2 separate regions of the Homo sapiens genome follow, and region 1 is linked to region 2. The links are chromatin loops, found by intact Hi-C in ENCODE. Cell type or tissue: K562. All regions are shown on one strand. Each heading gives the region's core, and the rest is flanking DNA. Links, peaks and the distances in the headings are about the cores only.

What was found. Hi-C counts contacts between places; a loop is a spot of excess contacts. Peaks named below come from ENCODE experiments on the same cell type or tissue, not always from the same donor. Only the 100,000 strongest peaks of a DNase experiment are listed, where the experiment ranks them.
Region 1: a loop joins it to region 2, with 2.8 times the contacts of the local background. A loop is called at or near these places in 3 of 110 quality-filtered maps.

The regions. Positions count from the first base shown.
Region 1 is chr5:99,055,756-99,064,617 of GRCh38, reverse strand. It overlaps LOC107986436 (a long non-coding RNA gene), which reads right to left. Exons shown (of 2, transcript XR_001742822.1): 2 at 4,632-6,029. Among named protein-coding and RNA genes, the nearest start is that of CHD1, 130 kb to the right of the region's middle. In K562, for the core only: a CTCF peak has its summit at 4,082 (motif pointing right); a DNase peak (open chromatin) is centred at 4,087.
Region 2 is chr5:98,822,281-98,831,142 of GRCh38, reverse strand. No RefSeq gene overlaps it. Among named protein-coding and RNA genes, the nearest start is that of RGMB, 53 kb to the right of the region's middle. In K562, for the core only: a CTCF peak has its summit at 3,781 (motif pointing right); a DNase peak (open chromatin) is centred at 3,782.

The DNA.
Region 1 (8,862 bases), core at 2,412-6,411, 230 kb before region 2:
AAATACATAGACTATGACTTCCACTTCTTGTGTATCCTCCACACCACCTATCCCATTACTGACATGTCAGAGACACTTAATAGATGTTTATGGTATTGTTATTTCTGCCATGGTATCCTCCAATGTTAGAAGATCTACCAGTCTTCACCCAACTACCACCACCCACAAACCCATACATGTCTTCCCAGCACCAATGCTAGCTGCTGATCTCTTGGTCAAAACCAAGGAGTAATTGGAGACTGATGTTTTGTTTTGTCCCCAAACCTCAACCCCCACAACCCTGCACTGGTCCCCACAGTGTATACATTTGCTCTCCTAACTCTGAACTACTGAAAAAGAAGCAACAGAAAATGACACCCTCACTCACCTCTTTTCTGGCAGCTAAATTTCTAGAAATTCAAAGTGTTCTGGCCTGAAAGCCAGAACATCTGCATCAACAGCATTAGTAGTGCTAACTACTTTTATCAGAGGCTTCATTTATATCGGGCATTGTACTAAGCACTTTACAAAGATCATCTTGTTTATTCTTCTTAATACACCTATGAAGTATGTTCTGTAACTTGAGGACTATTTTCCATAAATCCTACATTGGATCTGTTACGGAAAAGAAAACTAGGATTCCTAATGAGGCCTTGCAGTGGGGATGAGAAAGAAACAGCAGTCATGATGACTAAGCCCCGGGCAGTCAAGAGAATGTCCCCAGGAGAGATAGATGATGACACCCAGGATCAAATACTCTTTGCCTCCTTACCTTACGGCTATTCAAGGAAAAGGAAAGATTTTGTGTATATGAGCTAAATGAACCTGAATTAACTGAGACTGTTTTCCTTAATAGATAAATTAGACATTCATAACAGAAACTAACTCCAGTTACGGAAAAATAAACCTGTATTTCTTGCACAACTCTATTTGTGGACTCACATAATAATATCACCCCTCTGCTTCTGGAAAAAATAAAAAATAAAAAATCCTGAGATTCTGACATTAACATGTCTGTCCATGATCATACAGCTATTTATTGATGGTATCCAGATTTAAAGTCATAAGGTCTGAATCCAGTCTTCCAGAAGGTTTGCCGTTTCTGTGTATCTTCGGGTCATCAAGAAAAGGTGAAAATGTATTTAGCTCATAGCACTGTTTGATAAAAATCTAATTCAAAATACATATATAATTTTAAGTTTTCTGGCAGCCACAAGGTAAAAAGTCAAAAGAAACAGGCAAAAATAGCTCATAACATATTCCTTTTTAAAAATAGGTATATAAAATATTACCAATTTAACATGTAATCAATATTTTTAAACTTTTAATAAACTATTTCACATTCTTTTTTAATTTAAAGTCTTCAAAATCTGATGTGCATTTTATACTGACACTACATTTCAATTCAGCTTAGCCACATTTCAAGGGCTCAATAGCCGCGTGTGGCCAGTGGCTACTGTATTGGTCAGTGCTGGCTTAAGTAAAAGAATAAAGTGATGATTCAAACTCATCAGAAGGGACACTTTATGGTCGCCACTCATGTCGTCCCCAGATACTCATTCCATAGTGTGCAGCAGGAAGCACAGCCCTCCTGTCTGTCTTTCTCAGAACTTTACCTTTCTTTGAAAGAAAGCTCAGATTTTTCAGGAGTGGAACTTAACATTTTCTTCTAGTATGACAATTTTCATTTCAAAAATGTCTCTCACTTTAGTTAACAGCTTTACCGAGGAATAACTGACATACAAAAACTTACTTTTATGTGGAGAGAAAAGTTTTATTTTGCCTTAGTAACTGTCCTTGGTTTTATTGATGATCTCAGTTAAGCCTTGCCACCTATAAGGTAGGTACCACTAGTGTTATTTATCCAATGTCATAACATCAGGAAATTGAGGCTCAGACTATTGAGAGAACTCGTCCTAGGCAATTCACCAAGAAAGTTGGGGCATCTGAGTTCAAAACTAAATAGGCTGCCTCCACTTAGCAATCAGGAGAATCTATTTTTATATTATTGGGCCATAAAATGTGAGAAGCAGAGATGGGGAGGTGGGAGCATTTTAATATAATTACCTTGCAAAATAGAAGAAACAAAAATGTCTTTATGCAAATTTCTAGCTAATCAGTCAAATTAGCATACCTTGTTATGCTTTCTATTGTTTTATATAATAATTTGGCAATTTGGCAATTGCATAAAAGGATATGTACCAATGATTCTAATAATAGATAATGCCTTTAGGTAATGCCTACTTACTTATATACACATTTGTTTGACCATTAGGTCTCTTATAACTTTCGTATTTGTAAACAATGAGCTTAATAACAATTTGACATGTTTGCTGAACACATCACAAAGTGAGAGTACTTTATAAAACAGAATAGTGTGAGATTTTTAGTATTATGCTGTCATGATACATTCAAGCACTTTTGAAACTATACTGAAAGTTTTCATGGATGTGCTCCTCCCCTAAAGAGCAATTTCTGGAATATTTTAGAAATATGAGGGCTGCCAATATTTTTCCTCTAAAGATGTTCCTTCCCTCCTTGTAACCTGGTCACCACTGTCCACTATCACCTTTGTCACCATTAACTAATATGGAGAGAATCCTACACAAGCCTAAGTTGCATTCTTCCTAGATGCAGACATGCCTGAGCATTTCTGAAGAATGGATGAATCAGAGCCACAAGGAATCAGTTTGAGAAAATTAAAAACAGCCTCAGAGCAAAGAAAAAGAAGTGAAACTTACTGTTTCATCTAATAAAAATGCCCTGGGTAAAGACTGCAAGGAGTGATATAAAGCGAGTGTGTCTCATCTTGTTCTGTGACTTCCCCTCTTCCTCATAGGCTCTCTCTTCCTTCTATCTCTCTGGGAACCCGAGGGGAAGAGCCTTTGACAGAAATATAAGACAGCTGCCTAGCTCAAAGGTCAGAGAGCTACTGGGCACACAAATCAGCATTGCTTTTGAACTTTGAAAAACTATAGAACAAGAGTGGGATTTTTTCCCATTTGGCCAATACAGATCTAAGAAGTCAAAAAACTTGGTGAACCTTGGCATACCTAGAGCACCAGCACATCAGCAGTGACCAAGACCTCTCCACACAGAGCATTGCCCCAGTGACCTCAGCTGGCCTCAACAAGGCAGGAGCAGCCACCTCATGGCAACAGATTCAGGAGACACCTACATATACACAAACAAGCAACACGTGGCAGCCTGCATCTCCTAGGGTCCAGCTAAAGAAAGGAAAGTGTTTGTGTGGTGGCCGAGAAAACTATTTGAACACCTATGGGAATTTACAGGAACTCCCAGAAATAGTTGAGATAGGGACACCTGGAAGTGGCTGGAGCTCCCACAAAGGCAGGTATACAGTCAAAGAAATAATTTACATGACCACTGCTATGAGCCTAATTTTTTTTCCTAGCTTTGTGTGGTCTGGGCATGGGTTATACCCTGACTCATTAAGCCCTATTATCACATTAGCACTGTGCTAATCCCTCTACTGTTACTCAGACTCCAGCTCATCGTAAATGCTCAATGATGCTCAATTAATCTTTCCCGACCACAAGAAGGAAAATTAACGTGTCAGTGGAGGACAGGATGAGGAGGATGGGCCAAAGGAGAACACTGTTGTAGGAGATGCTAGGAAAGGAATGGCAGTCGGATGAGTTATGGAATTGTGCTGGAGGACCCATCCTGCAGTGGCAGACTGCCAGGACTCCAGTGACCACGGTGGGTCTTGACCCTGGAGCTGGGAAAATAAATGCTGAATGGAAGCCTCCCCTTTAGTCAAGTCCTAAATTGAGAAGGAAGGAAGCAGAGATGATTGATATTCTTGCAATTAATTATTATCAATATAAGTTAGAACCAACAATCCATCTAACAAAAAATGTAGTAGGAATTTCATTGCTTTATCGGGAGGTTTTTTTTTTTGTCTTATGTTTGCTTTAATAGAAATTTCTCTCAGTTCAATTCTGTAACTGAGCAAAAATTGTCACACTATTTCAGAAATTCAAATTATTTTGCATAAACAAATAGGAAAATTATTCGTTTTTTCAAACTTCCCTAAACAAGGGAGCTGCCAAAAACACTAGGAGCATTTGTCCACAAGAGGGCGCCAGAAGCCGACGGTTTCTGAGTTTGATGACAAAGTCAAAGGAGGAAAAACACCAAATAAAAAGCGATAGGTAGATGTATCTGGTTCACATGCTTGCCTTATGCTAATGCTTACATCGTATTGAACTCCCTTTAGAGATTCAGGATGTTAAATATGTAAATAGCAACCTCTGAGCAAGGGAGATAGTGGTATCTTTCTATTGAAATTGCCTTGCGACAGTGGGGTTTTTTAAAATGAATTAATTTTAATAGGTTTTCCTCCACTTAAAGGGGAACTGGAAATGCCATTTCAATTATTAGAATCATTGATACATGTCTATTTATGCAATTGCCAAATTGTTACATAAAACAATAGAAAGCATAACAAGATATCTACCGAAGTATATCATTGTTAATTTGCTAAGCAATGCCAATTGTAAGGATTTGGATTTGAAATGAAGCTGCAATGTAGAATACAAACAGAAGATTTTAGAATATTCTATTATAAAAAGAGACAGAAATAACATTGTTTTTAAAAGGGGAAGGACACAATATGTGATAGCAAATTACAGTAGAAATAGATTTATTTTTTTTTTTTTTCAAAAAAGAAAAGGTCAATGGTATTGAGGAACTAAGAGTTCAACTATTTTCAGCAGGAACATGTGAAACTGATGACTGTGACAGGTGCACACCATGTGATTTTATTCATAGTATTCAGTCTCTCACAACTGTATTTACTTTTATATGCAAATAATAACTGTTAATGAGTTATATCATTTCATTGTATATTTCTTAATTTCTTAAATTTCAGCATTTAAAATTGTAACCCAAACACCACACCCTTTATTTTATTTATTTATTTAACTACCTATTTGCTTACTTCTAGAGACAGAGTCTGACTCCGTCACCCAGGCTGGTCTTGATCTCCTGGCCTCACTATGTTGCCCAGGCTGATCTTGAACTCGTGGCCTCAAGTGATCCTCCCACCTCAGCCTTCCAAAGCACTGGGATTACCAGCATAAGCCACCTCACCCAGCCTACACCTTTTATTATGGAAGGGTAGGGTAGTATACTTGATAATCCTAGAGTCTTGTGGGCCAGTCAAGCAGACACACAGAATTTAAAAGAATAAACAAATAGCTTAGATTGGAGCAACATGTTCAACCTCTATATAATCCACAGAACAGTGGAATCTTGGAGTGGATTCTCTATTTAATTCATCTCTTAGTGTATTAGTTTTCTATTGCCACATAATTAGTTATCTCAATACACGTGGCTTAAACCAACACAGATTTATTATCTCAGTTTCTTAGGGTGAGGAATTCAGGAGAATCTTAGCTGGTGTTGGCTCAGGGTTTCTCATAAGGTTGCAGTCAAGATACCAGCCCAGGCTGTAGTCATCTGAAGGCTTGACTGAGAGGAAAGGATATACCTCCAAGATTGCTCACTTGGAGGGGGTTCTCAGTTCCTTACCTATGGACCTCTCCACAGAGCTGCTTGAGAGTCCTCACAACATGGCAGCTGTCTTCTTCATGATTAAGTGGTCCAAGGACCACATGTCTTTCATGATCTAGCCTCAGAAGACAAACTCCATCATTTCCACAATATCCTATTAGTTACACAGGTCAGCCCTTTTCAGTGTTGGAGGAGACTATATAAGAACATGAATACCAGGAGGCTAGAATTCTTGAGGGCCATCTTGATGTCTGGTGCCACACCTAGCTCCTCCAGTGTTCAAGATATTTATGGCATCCCCATATGGCCAACATAAATGTAGGCAGAAAAATATCTTTGCCAAAGGCCTTTTCTATCTCCTTCCTCCCACAACCTCTACAACCCTCTTCATATCCCTTTTCTCCTTGCCCTCATCTCCTTCAACCAAACCCCATGAGTCAGTCATCTGGTCCTTCCTTGTTCAGCTCCTTCACATTCCATTGCCAAGTTGTTGCAGAGATTTTCAGTTGCTGAAGGCAGAAGAGAGAAGAGAAAAAAATCTTCATTTAGGTCAGTCTTTTACCTTTTCGGTATAGGGCCATTAGCTTCTTCATACTATCAAAATCAACACATATTAGTATATCGTTTGCACTTTATTGTACTGAAGAATATCTGTCTCCTTTTTGAGTCAAATTCGCCACAGCTCTGTTTACTTGCTCTCAACAGGAGTCAGTCTTCACATGAGACATGTGGTGGGGAGATGAGGGGAGGGGAATCAGAAATCCATATTGCCACACAACAATTACAATCCACAAATTACTTGTAAATTATTCCTTTGGTATACCTCTTGTCTAATAAAATATAACCTTGCAAATGTAAACAGTGACTACTTAGAAGAAGGTTAGAGATTCATTGAAGAGGGGGAGTCTTTGAAATGAATCAAGGAAGAGAATACCATGGTGTCTCCCTTCACCTACACGAGAGGACAGGGGTGTGTTTCCCTAAAAGCAAGCCAAGGAAAGGGGACCCTAAGAGGACCACTCAGAGATGAAAGTTTTCTCCAAGAGATAGTTCACTCCTTAGGTGGAAGTTTGCTGAGTGGCAAAACTATGTAGGCAAATTGATGAGAGTATTTGGGGAAGCTCTGACATGTCTCAGTTATTTCTCCACGCATGAAGAGACAGACTGGGACTCTAAAGGAATCTGTAAGCAAGAGACCGCTGGAACAGCCCATAATGGTAGGGCAAGGACAGAGACTGACAGGCAAAATGGCCTACACCTCCAGCGTTTAGCTGGCCCTAGATGCACGAATTTTCCCATTTTCCATCATTCTGCCTGCTCTGGGAAGAAAACTGCATGAGTCTAGCAGAGTAAGAACTGAGGTAGGGAGATTGGAAAGCATCAGCCAGTAAGAGCATTACAAACACCAGGAAACTACAGTGCAAAGATCCCTGTGGGTGGAGAGGAAGGCAGAGAACACACAAAATCATCCCACAAGAGAACTAGTGATGGACACCTGCCAAGGTAAAGAGTAATCGGCATTGGTAAAACAGCCCCAGGCTAGACACAGTGGCTCATGCCTGTAATCCCAGCACTTTGGGAGGCCGAGGCAGGTGGGTCACTTGAGGTCAGGAGTTCGAGACCAGCCTGGCCAACATGGTGAAGCCCCATCTCTACTAAAAATACAAAAAATTAGCCAGGCATGGTGGCACATGCCCATAATACCAGCTACTCGGGAGGTTGAGGCAGAAGAATCGCTTGAATCCAAGAGGCAGAGGTTGCAGTGAGCCGAGATTGTGCCACTGCACTCCAGCCTAGGCGACAGTGCAAGAGTTCGTCTCAAAAAAAAAAAAAAAAAAAGGAAGGAAGGGAGGCAGGGAGGGAGGGAGAGAGAGAGATGAGAGAGAGAGAGAGAAAGAAAGAAAAAGAAAGAAAGAAAGAAAGAAAGAAAGAAAGAAAGAAAGAAAGAAAGAAAAGAAAGCCCCAGAAAAAAAAAAGAATAATACCCAGTAATAACTACTCCCATAAAAATATCCAGTAACACCTAACAATTACTGAGTAAGTGCTTTACATAAATCAATTATATGATCGTCAGAACCGTAAGTCATTATTTTGAAAGTCATTATTGGTATTGTGAGGAAGGGACACTGTGGAGACACATAACCAAGGTGACCAAGCTAGTGGGTGGTAGGGCCTCCAACCCCACGTCTCTCACTCCAGAGTTCATGATCTTAACCCCGTTTAACTGCCTCCTTTTTAACCCCTTTACCTCTCTTCACACCCCTGCCCCCGACCTGGACGCTGGAAGAGCCAGGAACAGCATAGTGAGCTGGAACTAAGGAGATAGAAAGAAGAGTTAACACCTCCGCCGTCTCCACCTACATCACTAATTCCTAAAACAGGGTCCAGCTGGAGGCTGAGGCAGGAGAACGGTGTGAACCCGGGAGGTGGAGGTTGCAGTGAGTGAGATCACACCACTGCACTCCAGCCTGGGCGATAGAGCGAGACTCCATCTCAACAACAACAACAAAAAAAAAACAACAGAGTCCATGCCGAGCCTAAAGTGAAAAAACTTTAAAGTGAAGGCAAGATTAGAATGCTGGCTTAGAATGGACTTTTAAACACTTGTTGGCTGGGCGCAGTGGCTTACGCCTGTAATCCCACCACTTGGGGAGGCTAAAGGGGGTGGATCACCTGACGTCGGGAGTGTGAGACCAGCCTGGCCAGCATGGTGAAACTGCGTCTCTACTAAAAATACAAAAAATTAGCTGGGCATGGTGGCGCATGCCTGTAGTCCCAGCTACTCAGGAGGCTGAGGCAGGAGAATCACTTTGAACCCGGGAGGCAGACGTTGCAGTGTGTCGAGATCCCACCATTGGACTCCAGCCTGGGCAATAGAGCAAGACTCCATCTCAAAAAAAAAAAAAAAAGTAAATAAATAAACACTGTTAATGACTGACAAACTAAGAGATCTGTTTAAAAAACGCTGTCAAATAGTGGGAAAGGGGAAGTCCAAAACTCAGGTGTGATATATAGTGGTGGAAAAATAAAGCTATTTTCTGATTGTATACTACGGAATCCAGATCATTCAATAAACGCTGCTTTTAGTAGCTTTTTATAGCTGCTTTTAGTAGTTTGAAACAGACAAATTTGTGCTTATCCTTCTGCCATGCAGATCAAGAGAATTAACTCACCAATGTGTGGACAAGATTAATTTTAGTCATAAATGTATTAAAATATAAGTCTGGAAGGACAGTGAGAAATATCTATTCTCCTTTCAAAAGACTATGTTAAGTCTAACCAATAATGAAAAATAATTGGGCACACAATGTAAATGAAATATAAAGGAAAAATGATTATTGT
Region 2 (8,862 bases), core at 1,673-5,672:
ATTTTATTTTTAAAAAACATTTATTTTAAGTTCAGGGGTACATGTGCAGGTTTCTTACATAGGTAAACTTGTGTCATGGGGGTTTGTTGTACAGATTATTTCATCACCCAGGTATTAAGCTTAGTACCCATTAGTTATTTTTCCTGATCCTCTCCCTCCTCCCACCCTCCACCCTCTGCTAGGCCCCAGTTTCTGTTGTTCTCCTCTATATGTCCATGTGTCCTCATCATTTAGCCTCCACTTACAAATTAGAACATGCAGTATTTGGTTTTCTGTTCAGGGATTCAAGTTCTTCCTGATTCAGTCTTGGGAGGGTGTATATGTCCAGGAATTTATCAATTTCTTCCAGATTTTCTAGTTTATGTGCATAGAGGTGTTCATAATATTCTCTGATGGTTATTTGTATTTCTGTGGGGTCCAGTGGTAATATCCCTTTATCATTCTGATTGTGTTTATTTGAATTTTCTCTCATTTCTTCTTTATTAGTCTAGCTAGTGGTATATTTTATTATTTTTTTCAGAAGACCAGCTCCTGGATTTGTTGGTCTGTTGAATGGTTTTTGGTGTCTCTATTTCCTTTAGTTCAGCTCTGATTTTGTTATTTCTTATATTCTGTTAGCATTGGGATTTGTTTGCTCTTGGTTCTCTATTTCTTTTAGTTGGGATGTTAGGTTGTTAAATTGAGATCTTCCTAATTTTTGATGTGGGCACTTAGTGCTATACATTTCCATCTTAACACTGCCTTAGCTGTGTCCCAGGGATTCTGGTACATTGTGTCTTTGTTTTCATTCATTTCAAATCACTTCTTGAGTTCTGCCTTAGTTTCATTATTTACCCAAAAGTCATTTAGGAGCAGGTTATTTAATTTCCATGTAGTTATATGGTTTTGAGTGAATTTCTTAGTCTTGACGTCTAATTTGATTGTGCTGTGGTCTGAGAGAGTGGTTGTTGTAATATCAATTCTTTTGCATTTGCTGAGCAAAGTTTTGTATTTGATTATATAATCAGTTTTAGAGTATGTTCCATGTGGTGGTGAGACGAATGTATATTTTGTTGCTTTTGGGTGGAGAGCTCTGTAGGTATCTATCAGGTCCATTTGATCCAGTGCTGAGTTCAGGTCCTGAATATCTTTGCTAATTTTCTGCCTCAATGATCTGACTAACATTGTCAGTAGGATGTTAAAGTCTCCCACTGTTATCGTTTGAGAGTCTAAATCTCTTTGGAGATCTCTAAAAACTTGCTTTATGAATCTGGGTGTTCCTATGTTGGGTGTATATATATTTAGGATAGACAGGTCTTCTTGTTGAATTCATCACTTACCATTATGTAATGCCCTTCTTTGTCTTTTTTGATCTTTGTTGGTTTAAAGTCTGTTTTGTCAGCAATTAGGATTGCAACTCCTACTTGCTTCTGTTTTTCATTTTTTTGGTAGATTTTTCTCCATTGCTTTATTTTGAGCCTATAGGTGTCATTGCATGCGAGATGAGTCCTTGAAGACAGCATACCAATGGTTTTTGTTTTTTTTTTTAATCCAGATTGCACTCTGTGCCTTTTCATTGGGGCATTTAGCTCATTTACATTCAGGTTTAGTATTGATATGTGTGGATTTGATCCCATCATCATGATGTTAGCTGGTTATTTTGTAGACTTGTTTATGTGGTTGTTTTATAGTGTCAGTGGCCTATAACACACTATGTGTGTTTTTGTAGTAGCTGATAATGATCTTTTCTTTCCATATTTAGTGTTTCCTTCAGGAGCTCTTGTAAGGCAGGTCTGGTGGTAACAAATTCCCTCAGCATTTGCTTGTCTGAAAGCAATCTTATTTCTCCTCTGCTTATGAAACTTACTTTGGCTGAATATGAAATTTTGGGTTGAAATTTCTTTTCTTTAAGAATGCTGAATATTGGCTTCCAATCTCTTCTGGCTTATAGAGTTTCTACTGAGAGGTCCTCTGTTAGTATGATGGGGTTCCCTTTGTAGGTGACCTAACCTTTCTTCCTAGCTGCCTTTAACATTTTTTCTTTCATTTCAACCTTGGAAAATCTGATGGTTATGTATCTTGGGGACGACCTTCTTGTGAATTATCTTACTGGAGTTTTCTGCATTTCCTGAATTTGAATGTTGGCCTTTCTGGCTGGGCTGGGAAAGTTTTCATGGATAGTGTCCTGATGTATGTTTTTCAAATTGGTTCCATTCTCCCCATCTCTTTCAGGTATACCTGTCATTCATAGATTTGTTCTCTTAACACAGTCCCATATTTCTCAAAGGTTTTGTTATTTTCTTTTCATTCTTTTTTCTCTATTCTTGTCTGCCTGTCTTATTTCAGAAAGATAGTCTTCAAGCTCTGAGATTCTTCCTTGGTCTATTCTACTATTAATACTTGTGATTGCATTATAAAATTCTTGTAGTGTGTTTTTTAACTCTATCAGGTTAGTAATATTCTTTTATATACTGGCTATTTTGTTTGTCAGCTCCTGTATTGTTTTACTGTGATTCTTAGCTTTCTTGGATTGGGTTTCAATGTACTCCTGCAGCTCAATGATCTTTGTTTTTATCCATATTCTGAATTCTATTTCTGTCATTTTAGCCATCTCAGCCTGGTTCAGAACTCCTCCTGGAGAGGTGGTATGATCATTTACAGGAAAGAAGGCACTCTGGCCTTTTGAGTTGTCAGAATTCCTGCGATGGTTCTTTCTCATCTTTGTGGTTGAATATTCCTTCAATCTTTTAAGTTGCTAACCTTTGGATTTTTTTTTCCTTTTATCCTATTCGATGATCTTGAGGGTTTGATTGTGATATAAGGTGGATTCAGCTGATTGGCTTCATTTCTGGAAGATTTTAGGAGAGTAATGCTCAGCTCTCAACTCCTAGACTGCATGCTTTAACTGAGGGGGACTTGTATTGAGGCTCAATGTTGTTCTCTGGCTCCTCAAGGTTAGAAATCCACTGTGCTGGGGGAGGGGGCCCACGGTGCTCCCAGACTGCTGGTCACTGCACTCTGATGGGTGGTCTCAGCCTAAGCATTTCATAGTGCAGTGGCAGCATGATTCATTCTCATTTGCATGTGCCAGAAGCAGCGCTGTGGGGTGTATGCTCCATCAGCTGTAGCAGGGTGCTAGTGGGTGCTGGGATGCCTGCGTCCATGAGGGCACACCACAGTGGCAGAGGCAACACACATGCTAGAATTTTAACCATTTTATTGTTGTGGAAATTGGCCTAAAGAAGTTAATTCTTCCAAGATCACAGCTAGTGATAGGCGGGGATAAAATTCAGATATATAGTCTTTCTCAAATTTCATCATCCCCTACTCATACCACTGAGCCATGCTTTCTCCGTAACGTGCATTCTTGTTACTGACAGTGTCAGACCATGGAGACCCTGGGGACAGTGATGGGTAAGGAGAAAAGATGTTATGGGGACACTTATACAAAGGCAAACCTCTACAGTTACACAGAGAACACAATGAACCTGTAGGTGCATTCAGTTAATTGAATGTCTTCATCGTGTCTCTGAATATGATGCAGACATTGTATTGTTTGGATCTCTCTGGAAAGCAAAAATCTTGCTTGGTTCACACCAAATCACAATTATTAAAAGCAGATAAGTTGTTTTTCTATGGTCCATTTTGTTCTCAAATCCTAGTTTTCAAAATCCTTTTACTATATCCAGATTTTGCAAAACTTGCTATTTGTTTAATGCAACAAAAGGAAATGAAATTCCTGTGTTTCCAAAATGCCACAGGTCCAAATTTGTATCTCATGTGTTTTTGACCATCTTAACCACCAGAGGGGAGTATGAGTCCACCTATTAAACTGAGCCGCAGATGGGTTTACTTTTAACAGGTGTTTGGTATGAAATGCTTGGTCTCAGACTTCCTAAAATAATTTCAAAAATTATGAATCCAATTTAACAGTTTAAGTTGATATCTAAAATTTTTCCAGATAAGACATAATTTTTGTATGTTATAATAAAGGATATAATTTCTAGTGCATTTTAAATATTGGAATTTGTGATGGTTAATATTGAGTGTTAACTTGATTGGCTTGAAGGATGCAAAGTGTTGTTCCTGGCTGTGTCTGTAAGGGTGGTGCCAGAGGAGATTAATATTTGAGTCAGTGGACTAGGAGAGGCAGACCTACCCTCAATCTGGGTGGGCACAATCTAATCAGCTGTCGGAGCAGCCAGAATAAAGCAGGCAGAAGTATATGGAAAGACTAGACTGGCTTAGCCTCCCAGCCTATATCTTTCTCCTGTGGTGCTGGATGCTTCCTTCTCTCGAACATTGGACTCCAAGTTCTTCAGCTTCGGGAGTTGGACTGATTTCCTTGCTCTTCAGCTTGCAGATGGCCTATTGTGGTACCTTGTGATCATATGAGTCAATACTCCTTAATAAACTTCCTTTTATATATACATCTATCCTATTAGTTCTGTCCCTCTAGAGAACCCTGACTAATATGGCATTTTAAAATAAAATAGTACATTTTTCATATATCTGAAGGAATCTAAATAACATAGCAGTTTGATACTCATCACTATCCATTAAAAAATTATATGGTGAGGTGTTGGGGAGGGACTTGTGCTTCCTGTGGGTGGTGCCCCTCTCCCAGCCCTGCCTAGACTCATCCTTGTATTCAATTAAATAAGTTGTTTTTTTAATTGATAGATAAGTTCTCTCTCTCTCTCTCTCTCTATATATATATGAATATTTATATATATATGAATATTTATATATAAACTATTTAAAATGTACTTTTAAAACATACTTTTACTATTAAAAGTAACTATTTAAAACTATTAACTATTTAAAACATACTTTTCTGTTTTTATTGAATTAATCATACACATAATATAAGGACAGAAATACCTCCACAAAACTTTTGTAAAAAAGAGCAGTCCCTTGCCTCCCCCAGCTCACCCCCAGCATTGTCTACTTCCCTTCTTAACTCTCTTGATTGATTCTTGTGGTTGTAACTGACTTAAATCTATATAAAAGGTATGTATTTCTACTTCTCACTATTACTGTTTTAGGCATTAACTATTAACTTTCTATTACGAAAGGATTTAGTTGAATTTTATCTCCAGCTTCCCCTCCCACGGCATCCCCCTGCCACATCTTTCCTGTATAGATATAACTTTAATAAGGACAATGTTCTGGCAGGCATGGTGGCTCATGCCTAATCCCAGGACTTTAGGATGCTGAGGCAGGAGGATCACTTGAACCCAGGAGTTGGAAACCAGCCTGGGCAACATGATGAGACCCCATCTCTACAAAAAATACAAAATGTAACTGGATGTGATTGCACGCACCTGTAGTCCCAGCTGCTAGGAAGACTGAGGTGGAAGGATAACTTGACCCTAGGAGGCGGAGGTTTCAGTAAGCTGAGATCATGCAACTACAGTCTAGCTTTGGAGACAGAGTGAGACTGTCTCAAAAAAAAAAAAGAGAGCAATGTTCAGTGTTTACATTATCATGACCATGTAAACAGTTTGTTGATGAACCAGGCAGTATTTTGTGGTTACTTTTTTTTTGCTAGCACAATATTTATCTTCCTTGGAATTTTTAAGTGTCTTGTTTGTCAATATACTTGTTTTTTTTAATGTACTTAATTTAGTCCCAAACTCTCCCTTAATTGTGTAAATCTTCAATTATGATGTTCAAACACATTAGATACTCTATCAATTTCATCTCTTTAAGAAGTTTCTTCCAAAACTTTCTAACCTTTCCCCTTCAGGACTGGTGGGCTTCTACCCTGGCGTGTAACCATAGCCTTGGGATTTTTCTTCATTCTGTAAATGGGGGTTCTCTTAGTCTCCCTCCTGTGTTGGATTCCCTGGTTCCTGGATCTCCTATTTTCCTCTTTGGTTTTTCTCTTATTTTATGGAGTGTATTCTCCAGTAGCATTCTAAGAAAGGATAAATAGGAATTAAGTTTTTGAGAATCTATTTCTAAAAATGTCTTTTTTTTCTAGTCTCCCACTTAATTGATAATTGGGAAGACTTTAAAATTCTAGGTTGGAAATAATTTTTCTTTTTTTCTAGTCAATGTGCAGTTTTCATGAAGGTAGTAGTGAGGTTCCATATCCAGGCAGTTTTTATCTTGATGATTATTTCAATTGAACTAGAACATTACATTTGTGCATTACTGAGAATGGGAGCAAGTATTTGATAACAATCAGTTTTCCATGTTTGTATTGAAAATGAACCTGAAGTTAAAGAGCGATTGCTCACTGAAAATGGCTTTAGTTACTTTCTTGGACACGGTGTGGATGAGTTATCACATTAAAATAACAACAGCCACCAAAGCAACCTATACAGTTGGATTGGGCACAGTGGCTCATGCCTATAATCCCAGCACTTTGGGAGGCCAAGACAAGAGGATTGCCTTAGCCCAAGAATTCGAGAACAGCCTGGGCAACATGGCAAGACAGAAATACTCTTTACAAAAATCTCTCTAAACAAAATTTTAAAATTAGGTGGGCCCGGTGGTGCATGTCTGTAGTCCCAGCTACTCGGGACACTGAGGCAGGAGGATTGCTTGAGTCCAGGAGTTCGAGGCTGCAGAAGGTATGATTGTGCTACTGCATTCCAGCCTGGGTGACAGAGCGAGACCCCAACTAAAAACAAAAAGGAACCTATAAGGTTGATTGCTTTGACACGTGAGGTTAAACTTGTAGGTTTCATGTAGTTCTGGAAAATTTCTTCATGTTCTGATTACGCATTTGTGGGGTTGGGTACTTAAAGTTTGTACAATAATATATCATTGATTTAATTCTCTGAAAAATGAAAAAATATTAGGTGCTTAAAAAGAGTAACACTCAGCAATGGAATAATTTGAGCCACAATTTTGTCTTCTGATGAAAATTTATATCTTATTTTCAACATATAAACTTGTGAGATTTTGGTCTTGAAGTGTTAGATTCTGGCTATTCACTAGAGTAACACAACATGAAACTAAAAATATAATCTTTCCTGGCATTTTCAGCATCATGATGAAGTGTTTTAATTTCATCTCTCCTTTCCAAAAGTCATGTGAGCAACTTTCCTTTCAAAATCTCGGTAACTGTAGTATGAAAAAGCATAGTTATTTACTTACTCATTATTTCTTCATATAACATGAAGAAAGGAGTTATAGTAATTACCACAACTTAATTATCTTAATAATTTTTACAATTTCACCTAGTCCTGAATCATTCATGGTCAGGCGTCATATTTTCTTCACAACTGTTTTCTGTGAATAAAGTAGTGCATACATTGGCATTAATGTATAACCTATTTTATTTGCAATTTACCTCTTTTCTTTCCTTCATATTCAATTGGAGCATATGAGTCACCCATTTGTATCCTATGTCAGGGGCTGGTAAACGTTTTTGGCAAAAAACCAGAGAGTTAATATTTTAGGCTTTGTAGGTCCTATGGCCTCAGTTGAAACTACTTGGCCATTGTAGCATGAAAGCAGCCATAGACAAGACATAAACAAACAAAGGTGCCTGTGTTTAAAAAATAGCATTGTATTTATGGATACTGAAGTATTAATTTCACAAAATTTTCATATATCAGGGAATATTGCTTTTTATTTTATTTTAAAAACGCTTTAAAAATATAAGTCTATTCTTAGCTGGAGGGCTAATAGGTGGTGGGCCAGATTTGATCTGTGGGCCATAGTTTGTCAACTCCTGGCCTATATTATGGCTCAAAAAGAAAACCAATTAACCAAGTCTGTTCTCATGTAGTCTAGGTTTTCAGTGATAAACGAAACAAATAAAAATCATCAAATGCTCACTTTATATGTATTACATATATGCCCAAATCTAAATCATACATTTACCATTGGTAGTAATTTAACAGTAAAGTGAATTATCTGCTAACACAAAGAAGAAAATTATTGCTCTAACACTTTTATACCATTTATATTATATCTAACAGTGTCATTTGAAAAATGAATTTTACCAGTAGCTTAATTTTTTTTATTTGTTCATTGGCAGGCAGATATGATTTTTTTTTGTTATGGTAGCCTGAACAGACTAAGACATTGATATATTTTAATATTTCTATGTTTCTAATTATATTTTTACAGTTCATGTAAGGCATTCAGAAAGAAAAGCCGGCATAAACATGAGAAGGAAACCACTCTTGTCAGAAAAATCCTCGGTGGGAGCAAAACTGGATTTTTGAAACTTGGGAAGATAAAATACCTATAAGTTTTAAAAAACAAGGCCCTCAGTGACACAGGTGACCTTGTACAGAACTCAGTGCAAGATTTCTAAGATGCAAAACGAGGCTAGAAAGAAGGCAAGTGACATCAGGGAGAAACTAACATTTCAGGTTATGGAGTTTAGTGAATAATATATATTTTTTCTTTTTTTAATTATTTCAATAGTTTTTGGGGAGCAGGTGCTGTCTGGTTACATAGATAAATTTTTTAGTGGTGATTTTTGAGATTTTGGTGCACCCATCATCCAAGCAATATACGCTGTACCTAATATGTAGTCTTATCCCTCATCCCCCTGTCCCATCCTTTCCCCTGAGTCCCCAGAGTCCATTACATCATTCTTATGCCTTTGCATCCTCATAGCTTAGCTCCTGCTTGTAAGTGAAAACATAACAATGTTTGATTTTCTATTCCTGAGTTACTTCACTTAGAATAATGGTCTCCAACTCCATCCAAGTTGCTGTGAATGCCATTATTTAATTCCTTTTTATGGCTGAGTAGTATTCCATGGTATATATGTATGTATATATACCATATTTTCTTTATCCACTTATTGGTTGATGGACGTTTAGGCTGGTTCCATATATTTGCAATTGCAAATTGTGCTGCTATAAACATGCATGTGCAAGTGTCTTTTTCATGTAATGACTTCTT